2 separate regions of the Homo sapiens genome follow, and region 2 is linked to region 1. Evidence: chromatin contacts called from ENCODE Hi-C or POLR2A ChIA-PET data. All regions are on one chromosome and are shown on one strand. Each heading gives the region's core, a stretch centred on a gene start or an enhancer-like site at or near the end of the contact. The rest is flanking DNA. Distances are from core to core; before and after follow the strand shown. Region 1 overlaps CFDP1 (craniofacial development protein 1). Region 2 overlaps WWOX (WW domain containing oxidoreductase).

The links. A loop is a pair of places that touch in the nucleus more often than their neighbours do. ChIA-PET counts read pairs that join two places held with the same protein, here RNA polymerase II (POLR2A). Pooled maps may share reads with other maps.
Region 2: a pooled map shows a loop between it and region 1 (4-fold over the local background). The contact joins two enhancer-like sites. A Hi-C loop is called at or near these places in 1 of 50 pooled maps. POLR2A ChIA-PET finds 5 or more read pairs at or near these places in 2 of 52 experiments (OCI-LY7 and activated CD4-positive, alpha-beta T cell).

Annotation. Positions count from the first base shown.
Region 1 is chr16:75,374,910-75,381,915 of GRCh38, forward strand. All of the region lies in intron 5 of CFDP1 (craniofacial development protein 1), which reads right to left. Among named protein-coding and RNA genes, the nearest start is that of CFDP1, 55 kb to the right of the region's middle. RefSeq lists enhancers at 1,698-2,195, 5,608-5,717. Within about 2 kb of position 3,247, at least 7 of the 41 ENCODE cell types and tissues checked have a DNase peak (open chromatin) inside an H3K27ac peak, as active enhancers do.
Region 2 is chr16:78,738,031-78,745,036 of GRCh38, forward strand. The region is part of intron 8 of WWOX (WW domain containing oxidoreductase); the gene reads left to right. Among named protein-coding and RNA genes, the nearest start is that of WWOX-AS2, 240 kb to the left of the region's middle. RefSeq lists an enhancer at 4,736-4,995. Within about 2 kb of position 4,606, at least 12 of the 41 ENCODE cell types and tissues checked have a DNase peak (open chromatin) inside an H3K27ac peak, as active enhancers do.

The sequences.
Region 1 (7,006 bases), core at 1,997-4,496:
AACAGCCACATATAGCTAGTGACTACTCTACTGAACAGTGGAGACCTTACAAAAACCCCACCAAATTATTAACTTTCATTTTGTCTTCTATATCTCTGTGTTGCTTGAATTTTTAGAAGAACACGCATATATTGCTTCTATGTTTCTAAAAAAAAAACCTAAATGTGTCCATATATGAAAATTAATTCAAGGTACAAAAAAAACCTAAACATAAAAGCCAGGACCATTAAAAAAAGGCAAAATCTTCTCAACCTTATAGGCAGATTTCTTAGGACACAAAAAGCACTAACTGTAAAAGACGAACTGAATATCAAAATTAAAAACTCTGCTCATCTAAACACACCACCAAAAAAATGAATAAGCAAGACAAACACTAAGAAAAATTCTTAGCATTTACATCTGACAAACTATCTATATTCAGAATATAAGAAGAACTCCTATAAACCAATAACAGAATAAAACAACCCAATAAAAATGGGTAAGATTGGAAGAGTCACTTTACACATGAAAAGATGTCATTATTATTAGTTTTCAGAGCAATGCAAACTAAAATCAGAGGAGATACCATTTCACACTTACCCAAATAAAAAAGACTGACAAGGCTGGGCGCGGTGGCTCATGCCTGTAATCCCAGCACTTTGGGAGGCCGAGGCGGGTGGATCACCTCAGGTCAGGAGTTCAAGACCACTCTGACTAATATGATGAAACCCCATCTCCACAAAAAATACAAAAATTAGCCAGGTGTGGTGGCATCCACCTGTAGTCCCAGCTACTCCAAGGCTGAGACAGGAGAATCGTTTAAACCCCAGAGGTGGAGGTTGCAGTGAGCTGAGATCATGCCACTGTGCTCCAGCCTGGGCGACAGAGCGAGACTCCATCTCAAAAAAAAAAAAAAAGACTGACAACATCACATGTGAACAAGGATACGTATGGACCAAGTAGAACCCTCATACATCACTGGCAAAATATAAAATGGTACAACCATCTTGAGGAACTGTTTGGCAGTTTCTTATAACATTAAGACTGAGCGTTGTGGCTCATGCCTATAATCCTTGCAGTTTGGGAGGCTGCAGCAGGAGGACTGCTTGAGCCTAGGAGTTTGAGACCAGCCTGCAACATGGGGAGACCCCATCTCTACAAAAAAATTAAAAATTAGCCAGACATAGTGGTGTGCACCTGTAGTCCCAGCTACTCGAGAGGCTGAGGTGGGAAGATCTCTTGAGCCACAGAGTTCAAGGCTGCAGTGAGCTGTGATTATGCCATTGCATTCCAGCCTGAGTGACAGAGCAAGACCCTGTCTCAGAAAAACCAAATCAAAACCAAAACAAAAACATTAAGCACACATCTACTCCATGACCTAGCAATTCCATTCCTAGGTATTTAGGTACCCAAGATAAATAAAAACATATGTCTTCAAAAAGATTTGGAAATAACCCATACGTTTATCAGCAGGATAGATGGATAAACTGTGGTATATATGAACAATTTATAAAAAGCAATGAACCACTGATATACACAGCAACATGATAAGTCTCAAATACATGTTCTTTCACTGTAGGTAAAAGAATCCAGGCACAAAAATTTAAAAAATGTATGCTTTGATTTCCATGACGTTCTGGAAAAGCAAAACTAATCTATCATGATAAAAATCAGTAGTTGCCTGGGGCAAAGAGCATAGGGCAAAAGCAACTGGAAAGGGGCATGAGGGAACTTTCTGGAGTGACGGAATCATACTATACCTTATCTTGGATAGTGGCTATGAAGTAGTAGGCAGGACAGGATTCCAGAGGCAGGGCTTGGATACCAAACCAAATTGATGACTAGCTAAAACAGGTATGGGGCAGAAGCGGCTTTCTGTAAGACACACCCACCAGTGTGCTATGTCAGTTTACCATTGGTATGACAACACCTGAGAGTTACCGCCCCTTCCCAGAGCAATGACCTGACGATCCAGAAGTTATTACCCTTTTCCTAGAAATTTCTGCATAAACTGCCCCTTAATCTGCATGTAATTAAAAGTAGATATAAATATGACTGCAGAACTGCCCTGAGCTGCTACTCTCAGCACAATGCCTATGCGGTAACCCTGCTCTGCAGGAGCAGTCAAGGAGCTGTTAACACTGCCGCTTCAATAAAGCTGTTTTCTTCTACCACCAGCTAGCTCTTGAATTACTTCCTGAGCAAAGCCAAGACCCTCCAGGGCTAAGCCCCAACTGGGGGCTTGGCTGTGCCCTGTATCAGTTATATGGATGTATTCAATTGTGAAAACTCATTAAATTGAACACTTAAGGCCCCTGTGATAATGAACCTACCTCCTGCCATAAAAGTCAAATGCTATGGGAACCAAAAAGCAGTACTTAATGAATGCTGTTTGATACATGATGAATAGATGAATACATGAAGACTGAGAAAATATTGAAGTGTGGAGTATAATTATCATTAAAATGCTCTCCATCATTCTTCTACCACTATATTGGTGTGAGTCCACACAAATCTCTTCAATTTATTGACCAATCACAATTAAGATGATATCCTTGTCTCTCTGAAATCCTGCTCTATTTATAACTCAACTCTTTCTTGAATATTTCCAATGAATGTCCATATAACAAGCTTTCCAGCTGAAGTAACAAAAGAAATAAAGAAAAGAAAAAGGTGGCAAAGAAGAAACTAAATGTGAGAGAAGATATGAAAAAGACTCCTTGTGTTCAAGTACAATCTAGTCAATTTAGTTCCAAAGGAAGAAAAACATGAAGTCACTAAATATGCTCCTAGTTGAAGGTCAGGGAAACCACTCAGAAAGGCCAACAGTTTGCTTCTCCACTTCTCGAGGTTCACTCAGTTCTATTGTGTTCTCATAGGCAGTAAAAACCAAAAGAAAATCATCCAAAGCAACAAACATGCAGTTGCCCCAAACTGCTTTAGCAATAAATAGAATTTCATGCTGAGTGGCAGACTGTTTAGCTCACATTCCTGTAACGTCCCCTACATCTATTTCACGCAGCAACTTCGCTAGCAGTCACCAGCCACAGCCTGAACACTGTAGTAACAGGGCACATTATACATCAAAATCCCTTAGATACATTTTAACCCAGCATCTATGGTAGAAAACAACCAAGAGTTTCTTGTTATCCACAAGGCAAGCCAAAGTTAAGTGCAGGAAAGGCTGAGGGAATACCATGTGCTTCCTTTCTGACTGGAAAACAAGGCTTCCAGGCAACACAGCAGGGTTTCTGTGCACTCTGACAGGGATGTGCGTTGTAAGCTGCATTGCTATGGAAACAACACTTCTACAACTAGAGGACAAGTCAACCTGAAATAAAGGAAATAGCAGGAATTGCAAAATAGGTCTTGTGGAATGAGTAAGGAGCATCTCACGTCTCTGCTTGAACTATGGCATGATTAAGCTGAAATAAAATGTCATTCCAATCATATAACAGACATTTACAGTCTGTTTTTGGGGTCAGCTACTTGCTGAACACAAGCTATGAAACCAAAACCACCCTGCTTTTAAGATGAAAACTGACAAAATATGCAAAACTAAAAGGATAAGAACTAAATTTCCACAGATCAAAGTTTTAAAAAATGGTGATCATTAATAAAAGCTATTCATTTACTCCTTAATCAAATACTATAAATTATTTGCCACGTACCAGGCTGGACACATACAAAAAAGACAAAATCTACGCCTTCAAGCTCACAGCGTAGTGATGGAGACTAAGGTGTAAAACTGACGATGAGGGAGTATGGGATAGTTAGTGCTACAATAAAGGCTATTAAACAAATGCAGTTGCAAAGGGGTAGTAGTTAGAGTTTAGTGCAAGACACAGACACTGACTGGCCGACAAAAAAGGAATTTATTTAAAAGATATTGGGGTAAAAACAAAGATACTGGTCTTTCCAAGTGTCCACAGAATATACAAGACAGACCACATCCTGGCCCATAAAATTAATATCAACAAATTTAAAAGAGTTGAAATCACAAAGAATGTGTTCACCAGCAACATGATCAAACTAGAAAGCAACAACAGAAAGACAACAGAAAACTCTCTGAAAACTTGGAAATGGAACAATACACTTCTAAATAATGCATGGGTCAAAAAGAAAGTCTCAAGGGAATTAAAAAAATAATGAACGGAATAAAATCATACATGTATCAAAAATTGTTGAATATAGCTAAAGCAGTGTGAGGGAAATGTGTAGTAAGAAATACATACAGTGTAAAGAGGAAAAGTCTCAAATCAATAATCTAAGCTCCAACTTCAAGAATCTAGTAAAAAAAAAGAGCAATATATAGGCAAACCAAGCAGAAGCAAGGAAATAATTATAGAAGTAAATGAAATTGAAAACATAAAGGGAAAGATCAATGAAACAGAGCTGGTTCTTTGAACAGATCAATAAAATCGACAAACGTCTAGCAAGACTGACCAAAAAAAAAAGAGAGAGAGAGAGAAGGCACAAATTACCAATATCGGAGGTAATGAAATGGGATATCACTACAAGTATCAAAAGGATAAGAGAATATTATGCAGAATTCTACCCAAATAAATTTGGCAACATAGACTAATTCCTCAAAAAAGACAAACCACAAGACACTCAATATGAAAGAGCCCTGTAACTATTAAGGAAACAATTTGTCATTTAAAAACTCCCAAAAAGGAAATCTCTAGATTAGTGATTACCAGAGGTTAAGGAGGGGGTGAGGGCAGGAGGAAAGTGTATGTAGCTATAGAGAACATGAGGAATCTTAGCAGATATGAAAATGTTCTGTATCTTGACTATATCTGTCAATGTAAATATCCCAGTTGTAATATTATAAGATGGTACCATAGGGGGAAACTGGGTCAAAGGAACAAGGAATCTCTGCACTAGTTTATATGACTACACATGAGTATACAACCTCTTAAAATTAAAGGTTTATTTATTTATTTTTTTAAAGGTAAAGGGATTGCTGGGCGTAGTGGCTCATGCCTGTAATCTAAGCACTTTGGGAGGCCGAGATGGGCATATCACTTGAGCCCAGGAGTTTGAGACCAGCCTGGGCAACATGGTGGAACCCTGTCTCTACTAAAAATACAAAAATTAGACAGGCGTGCAGGTACTCATTTGTAGTCCCAGCTACTTAGGAAGCTGAGGCAGGAAAATCGCTTGAACTCAGGAGGTGGAGGTTGCACTGAGCTGAGATTGTGCCACTGCACTCCAGCCTGGGCAACACAGCAAAACTCCATCTGAAAAAAAAAAAAGAAAGAAAAGCTACATAGGGTATCTGCACTTAAAGCCGATGAACTTCCATTTTAGGCAAGATGGATACTTAAGATAACCTAAACATTTTCCAGATAAAGACCTAGAAATGCTACATAAAATATACCAAAAATTATTTTAAGTGTATAGCTAAACTCATAAGAAAGAATGGGCAACCTCCGGGTATTTGGATCAAAGAAGGAACTGAAAACCACAGTAGAGCACATGAGCTGAAATAGTGGTTACAGCCGGCAGGGTGGGGTGGGGGAAGACAGTTTCAATAACTTCCAGTCGGGGTTTTATTTGCCACGTGATAATAAAAATGGTCTTGAGCTTACAGGCAGTAGAGAACTAGAACTAAGGCTAAAAGTGGAAAGTCAATGCATCCTCAATGAAAGGAAAGAGTTAGGAAAAAAAAAAAATCACATAACAGCCCAAGGAACAGAGAAGAAAGTGTATCTAAGCTTTTGGGCTGTAGCGGGTAGGAAGAAAGGTCTCTTTTAAGAACCGGAACGAACCCTGGGCCTGCAACCCACATAGATTTGGGCTTCAAAATTATACTTTCAATTATAATATCTGAATGTTCCAGGCACTCCAAACCAAAGAATTAACATAAAAATTGGCCCAGGCAAGAGCATCTAGAAAAAGCAAATTCATCCCCACTTTTTAAAACCAGGTCATATAAGATCACACCACAGATAAAACCTCGCTAAAGAGTAAAAACATATTAAACATAAAAGGAAATACTGACAGTGAACTGAAGGATTTTTTTGAGAGTTAGCAATCGACAGTAGCAGTTCAATAAACTAGAACTTACTAATAGACAACAAAGATAAAATTTTTGAGCATGTGACACTATCTAAGCTAAATCTCTGCCAAATTACCCCAGCAGTGGCACGTAGAGTGGAGAGAGGAAGAGTGACTACAGACTTTATGTAAACTTAGGAAATGATTACAATAGTCCAAGCCTTTCAAAAGATTTTAGAAAATATTCTAATTACATAGTGACAGATGCTTCAGAATGTAAGACCCAGGGCCAGGAGCAATGGCCCATACCTGTAATCCCAGCACTTTCAGAGGCCAACATGGGAGGAATGCCTGAAGGCAGGAGTTGGAGACCAGCCTGGGTAACAAAGTGAGACCCTGTCTCAATAAAAAATTAAAATTAAAATAGTTTTTTAAAAAAGAAAGAATGTAAGACCCAGAAAAAAGGCAATGAGAGTGGAGATAAAATGAGGGAGGGGGATATGAATGAATACTTACAGACATTTTGGGAGTAGAGTTAAAAGGACTCATTGGATTGGGCAGTTAGGGGCTAGGGGGAAAGACAAGAAAGGGAAAAACTAAAGGTGACACTGAGGTTGGGGCTCAACTACTATTGAGGAAAATAGTGGTATATTCTCCCTCTACCAACGACAGGCAGTTTTGGCCCAGCAGATGAGAACACTAGACTGGAAAGAAGCCTCAGATTTCTAGTCCAGGTTCTCTCTCTTTGGCAAGCTACTGAATTTCACATGTTGGTTTCTTCACTTCTGTAATATGGGAGGATTTAGGGAAACTGAGTTAAATACTGGACCAGTTGTGGAGTCAAGGGGATTCAGAATAAACTGCTTGCAAGCAGCAAGAGATATGGGTCTGGAGTTCAGGAGAAAAGCAGTACTGAAAGGACAGAGCAGAGGGAGAATCATCAGTGTTGAAAAGATGGTTAAAGTTGTAGCAGTAGATGATACTATTAGATGCATAAAGACAAGAGGCCTATGAATCTTGG
Region 2 (7,006 bases), core at 3,356-5,855, 3.4 Mb after region 1:
TGTGGCCATAAGCAAGTCAAGGTGGGCTCCTAAGTGGCAGCTGCCCACTTCCAGAAAGCTAGAGGTTCTAATTATGTCTTCCTGAAAAACAGTTCAATTAGGTAAAGTGACATTTTTTAAGCCCTTGTGTGTGTCCGACTCATAAAAGTTCAGAAGGTTGTTACTGAGAGGAGACTGCAGTCATTTTAAGATTTCAGTAGCTGCTGGAGTTGAGTAGATAATTTTTCCCCTTTCTAATATTATATATTAGGTGTGCTCTTGTGTCTGGGTGAAACAGAGCAATCACAATGATTGTTTTTTCAGTATGGTAATAATTAGGCATAAAATCAATATTTATGTGTAATGTGCCATTTGAAGATTCTCCCTGTGTATGATGCTGGGTTTTACAAAGGAAAATCTGGATTCAGGTGGCCAATGAAGTGTCACGATATAAAAAGAGAATTTTGAAATAATGAGAATTCCACTCCTTTGGGAGTATTGGCATATGTTAAAATACAAATATATCTGTATTTTTCTCACTTTTATTAGAAGAGTGCAAGTTTGTTCAAAACAACTGCTGGATTATCTAGTCCCTGAACAGCCATTTATATTTTTGTTACGCTTGTGGTTTTTAAATCATCCTCATTTCCTTGATCGCATTTGCTTCTCCTGGCTAGAATGTGTAGGAGACGGGTCGGGGAGACTGTGCCCATTTGACAGGTGTGAATGCGAACAGAGGCTGCAGCTGGTTAGACCAGGGCTGTGCAACCCTAGAGCCATTGCCTTGACCACAAAGCCACAGTCTCCTAGTCCTAATATTAAGAGGTAGGAGGTAGATAGAGATTGTCCCTTAAGCCACATTCCATTCTTCATATTTTTGTACCCATTAGAGTAGTGCTGATCATTTGCCTTCATTGCTGGGGTCCCCTAAATGCAACTTCTCATGCTGCCAATTTAGTCCTGGCCCTAGGAAGACGTAGGTGATAGGATAGAATTCAACAACTAGAAGCCATGGTTTCCTGGTTGGATAGACTTCCTCTGCCACCAGAATAAAGGAATAGAGGGTTCCTCACTGTGCCCCATAGCTGCAAAGTCACAGGAAGCTTGCAGCAGGCCAGTGGTAACCTCTGAGTGACTTCTGAGTTCCCAGAGCTAGGACCATGACTTTTCCCCTGGATTCTTAAGTACCCGGCTAAAATTGTGTTTGCCGAATGAAAGTGTGATCCTGGAGGCCATGTTGTTTGTGGTTCATGGAAGGGTGCTTGTTCAGCTTGGTCAAAGCAAGATGGTCATACTGGGTTTTGGTGCCCAGACGTTCCCAACACTCGCAGCAGAGGGCATTAGGATCATGTTTAGCCAACAATTTTGGAGGCACCCAACAGTGATTGGATGTCATGTGCTTTCAGAAGGCACACTACACATCTTCGGTTCCTCCAAGCTCTAGGAAAGGGTTGTGGAATTGGGTTGGGTGACAACAGGTCGGTAAGAAGAGGGCTGGGCTGAGTGTAAAGAAATTCCTTGGCTGGGCATGGTGGCTCACGCCTGTAATCCAGCACTTTGGGAGGCTGAGGCAGATAAATCACCTGAGGTTAGGAGTTCAAGACCAGCCTGGCTAACACGGATAAACCTCGTCTCTACTGAAAACACAAAAATTAGCTTGGCTTCCTGGTGCATGCCTGTAATCCCAGCTACTGCAGAGGCTGAGGCAGGAGAATCGCTTGAACCCAGGAGGCGGAGGTTGCAGTGAGCCGAGATCGTACCATTGCACTCCAGCCTGGGCAACAGGGAGAGATTCCATCTCAAAAAACAAACAAACAAACAAACAAAAACCCCAGATATTCCTTATTATGGAAGAAGAAGCAGGAAATATGTTTTTGAATAATCTGGGTCAGAGAATTGTGCATTTATTATTGCTAGGATGCATATACACATTGAACTCAGTCAACTTACTCTCTCTAAATTATCTCACCGGTGGAGACATTGCCTCAGGAGTCGAGCCCTGTGGTGTGCCTCCTGCTGTCACCACATTTGACCACCTAACTGACCCCACTGTGGTCACCTTTGCCACCTGCCCTGCTTTGGTCCCTTCTCTGCATTCGCCCCATGCCATGTAGCACTGCTGAGTTTGAAAATAATTGCATCTCCTGAAAACTCCATTTCTTAGAGAGTGAGCTCCAGCACCATCAGCCTGAAGTTGAAGAAATGGGACTCAGGAAGGCTGGAGTCTTCAGGCGTTCTTACAATGCTGATGCGACTCAGACGGCTGCCTGCACTGTCCTCTGTGCTTCTAAGTGAAATTACCCGTCGGGGGGCTCCTGAGAGTTAAATCAAGCAGCCTCTCTTGAAGCACAGTAAATGCTGACGTGATTTGTGAAGATGGCTCTGCTAATAGGGTTGGCAGCGTCCTTTGGCTTGGACCTTTGGACCCCGGCTGGCTGCGGAAGGGAGGGAAGGCAGCCTTGGAAAACTGATTTCCGTTGCCCTCTGACCATGAGAAGATCCCTGTTTAGGAGCTAGAATTCAGAGTTCCACGTGTAGAGGGGGATTCCACAGTGTGTGGTGTGCAGAGAGCACTCGTCTTTCAGGCATGGGGCGCCGTTTCATTTCTCCTAGTGCTGGAAGGGGACTTGGTGAAATTGATTTGGCAAAAAGGTTAATGTGTTGTTATGGCTGCCAGTTGGCCGATTGAAGCGCTAGTAATTGGGGCAAGGGAAGCATTCAATTTGACACACCAAATGCAGGTCCACCCTGGTGGATATCTTGGTTGCAGCACTCTGTGTGTGTACGTGTGTGCATGAGCGTGTCTTAGAGATGCTTTTGCTCCTCTTATAACTCCTATGATAAAAAGAGTTGCCATTATCATCCTTTGTCTACTCACCAGCCCCCACCAGAAACCCTCACAGAAAAAATAAGAGTTTATTTTTTCACTATGTCACATTGTTGGAGAACTGTGCAAATACAAGCCCTTCTCTTACAGGCCATGGGTCTCCTAAGTGGGATACACCACGATGATCCACTGGGGCAGTGGCCAGCAAAGTCCCTGTCCAGCCAGCCACTCGTTTTTATCAATAAATTTTTACTGAAACACAGTCATGCCTGTTAGGTTAGGAACTGCCTAGCGCCACTTCACACTGCAGTAGGAGAGTGAGTAGTTGTGACAGAGACCATTTATCCCACAAAGCCTAGAATCTTTATTATAATCCTGTAACAGAAAGCATTTACTGACTCCTTAGCATTGCCATGTTTAGCAAATAAAATTGCAGGATGCTGGTCAGGCGCGGTGGCTCACGCCTGTAATCCCAGCATTTTGGGAGGCCAAGGTGGGCAGATTACTTGAGGTCAGGAGATCGAGATCAGCCGGGCCAACCTGGTGAGATCCCATCTCTACTAATAATACAAAAAATAGCTGGCGTGGTGGCGCATGTCTGTAATTACAGTTACTCGGGAGGCTGAGGCAGGAGAATCACTTGAACCTGGGAGGCAGAGGTTGAAGTGACCCAAGATCACCACTGCACCCCAGCCTGGGCGACAGAGTGAGACTGTGTCTCAAAAACAAAATATCTGGCTGGGCACAGTGGCTCATGCCTGTAATCCCAGCACTTTGGGAGGCTGAGGTGGGTGGATCACTTGAGGTCAGGAGTTCAAGACCAGGCTGGCCAACATGGCAAAACCCTGTCTATACTAAAAATACAGAAATCAGTGGGGCATGGGGCGGGTGCTCTGTAGTCTCAGCTACTCAGGAGGCTGAGGCAGGAGAATTGCTTGAATCCAGGAGACGGAGGTTGCAGTGAGTTGAGACTGTGCCACTACACTCCAGCCTGGGCGGCAGAGTGAGACGCTGTCTCAAATAAATACATACATACAACATAAAGTAAGATGTTAAAGTAAATTTTAATTTTAGATAAACAATGGATAATTTTTTAGCAAAAGGATGTTCCACATTTAACTGGACATTATCTCTGTCTCTCTCCCTCCTTACCTGCCTCCTATCCTCTCTTCCCACCCCCTACGATGTCTATGTATAGTTTCAACCTGGCAACCCTGTGACCTCAGCACTAGGATATGGATAGAAAACATAGTAGCCCCTATTTACCTTTATCTTTTATCTCAACCCATTTAAATGTCTTTTCCTTGCAATGTTTTGTAATATTACATGTAGATTGTACATCGTTTGTCGATAAATCAGTGTACAAATACTAGGGGTGAGTGTGCTCAAAACTTATTTTTACTGATAATAGTCCATGATCAAGGCAGTTTGGAGACCACTCAGGACAGGGAAAACGCAGACTCATGTGACCCATCAGGGCTTCAGGGTGTCCTCTGGTGAAGGGCAGCAGCAGGACAGAGCCCCACTTCTAGCTCTGGCTCAGGTTAAGTGTTTCAGCGCCCTGGCTTCTGTGTCTTCATGTGCAAATGGAGATAATAGTCAGCACCTATGCAGGTTACTGTGAAAACAGGTTGGAAGTATTTATCTACAGCGTGGACCAGAGCCTCTGGTATGTACTAGGTGCCCTAGAAATGTTCTTTCCTCTGACTCAAATGACAAATCAGTTTCTAGGGAAAGGAACGCACAGCGATCCCCAGCGCATCACGAGAAATCTCTCTCCAGCTTTGCCCTGGCTGCGCTGGTGACTCACTCGGGGCTAAAACTGTTTATGTCTGCGGAGTCAGAGCGTTCTGCCCTGCGGTTTCAGTTCACATGGGGTTGGGCGACACAGTTTTGTTTTCACTTTGGTTTATCGTGTGAGTTTCCATCCATCAACTCTTTTGTATCTGATGTTCTTGGGAAACTTTGCGGGAATTCACTTGAAATTGTCCAGTGAACAGCCATTGCGAGTCTCATGGTCAGAGCCGGGGGCTTCCCAGTGTAGGGTCTGGTCAAGGAAAGGGCCACTTCCTGGGCCTCCCAAAAAGAGGAAGGAGAAGGCCCTGGCTTGTGGAAGAGTAAGAGGGGCCTCGTTAATGTCTCCCAAGCACAGTACCCCAACTCCCCACATACAGTCCCAACCCTTACTGCAGCCGGGAGGTTAGGTGTCTGCCGTGCTCATGAACAGGAAGTGAACCCGATCAGCCCCCGAAGGAAACATCCGTCTCTCTCCTTGGAGGAGACACTTGAGTGTCTTTCTCTGTGTGCTGCAGCCGTTATTGATATCAGTTCCCAGGCAAGGTTCATGCTGGCAGAGGAGGCCACTCTTTCTGCACTGGAGAGCAAAAGCCATCTTATCTCTCTGAGTGCAAGGTGACAGTGAGGAGATTGGCCCTGTGTATCCCTCAGAGACCAGTATTCCCTCATTTGCCAATCTAGAAAGAAGACTGTGTTTGCTGTCATTTGTTTCTTAACTCATTGATTCTCAAACAGAATCTTCCCAGGGATCTGCTTCATGCTGTATTTTGTACTGTGTCCTGAGATGATGAGGATTCGGTGTCTACCCTCAAGAAGCATCATTTAGAGAAGAAATTAGAAAAGTAAGTGAGGCAGGAGAACAGGATCTGGAGGCAGGGAATCTAAGGCTGATTCACGTTGACTTTGTATAATTAAATCAAAAGGAAAACACCAACTTTCCACAACTAAGTTATAAAAGGACCAGAGGCTACTCCCTCTGCAACCCCTCCCCACTTTTCTGAGTTGCAGATGGAAAATTGAAAGTACCCCTGATTGGTTGCTTTCCACGACCATTCAGCCGTTTGCATAGGAGCTGTAACTTTGTAACTTCGCTTCACCCTCTGATTGGTTGCTTTTCACAACCTATCAGACATTTGCATAGGAGTGTAACTTCTTTCCACAACCAATCTGACTGATTGTGGGCCATTACTTCATTTCCATGAGGTGTACACCAAGTGGCCAATGGGAGACCTCTATAGGGTATTTAAACCCCAGAAAATTCTTTAACCAGGCTCTTGAGCCTCTATGCTTGGGCTGCTCCCACCGTTTGGAGTGTACTTTCCTTTTCAGTAAATCTCTACTTTTGTTGTTTCATTCTTTCCTTGCTTTGTTTATGCGTTTTGTCCAATTCTTTATTCAAAACGCCAAGAACCTGGACGCCCTCCTCCAGTAACATAATGAATGTCTGGATGTGGTATGAAGAGTATTGGGGTACACCACAGCAGCGTGTGCTCTGAGAACACAGTAAACAGGCATTTGATACAGATCAGAAGGTCCGTAAAGGTGGTATTTGAACTAAGTTTTGAGAGCTGGGTAAGAGTTTGTGAAAAGACAGGGCTTAAGGAAGGATATAGTAAGCTGAAGGCACAGGACTTTAGAAACACATAGGCTATAACTGCAAGGTGTGTCTCAGAAGGTACATGTGACGTTTCATTTTTATTTGTTTGCTTTTTTATAGTGACTGCATGATCATTATATGCAGAAGACGCTTGAAGGGGCCAGATTAGGAAGGGCCCATGGTCCACACTGCTTTTTTTTTTTTTTTTTTTTTTTTTTTGAAACGGAGTATCTGTCTCTCACCCAGGCTGGAGTGCAGTGGCACAGTCTTGGCTCATTGCAACATCTGCCTCCTGGGTTCAAGCAATTTTCTTGCCTCAGCCTCCCGAGTAGCTGGGATTACAGGCACCTGCCACCACACCTGGCTAATTTTTGTATTTTTAGTAGAGATGAGGTTTCACCATGTTGGCCAGGCTAGTCTTGAATTCTTGACCTTAAGTGATCCACCTGCCTCGGCCTCCCAAAGTGCTGGGATTACAGGCGTGAGCCACTGTGTATTTCTATTACCAGCCTGCACTGCATTTCTATTACCCGAAAACAGTGTGGAAAATATTAATTACAAGGGAGATTAAAAAGTAAAACTGGTTGGTTGGCCTGAAGACCCACATGGTGACTTCACTAAAGTCATTGGGTAAGCAAAGAAGAGCAACACTCTAGTTTTCCTCCAAGCTTCAACGTTTTCTGTTTCCTCCTATGTCAGGTCTTAATTTCCCTACCTGATTCAGGCTGCGCTAAGCTGACTTCATCATGACTCCTGGCTTCCCCAGTCCCTGCTTCCCAGCACATACCATTTATTCAGTGTTGGCC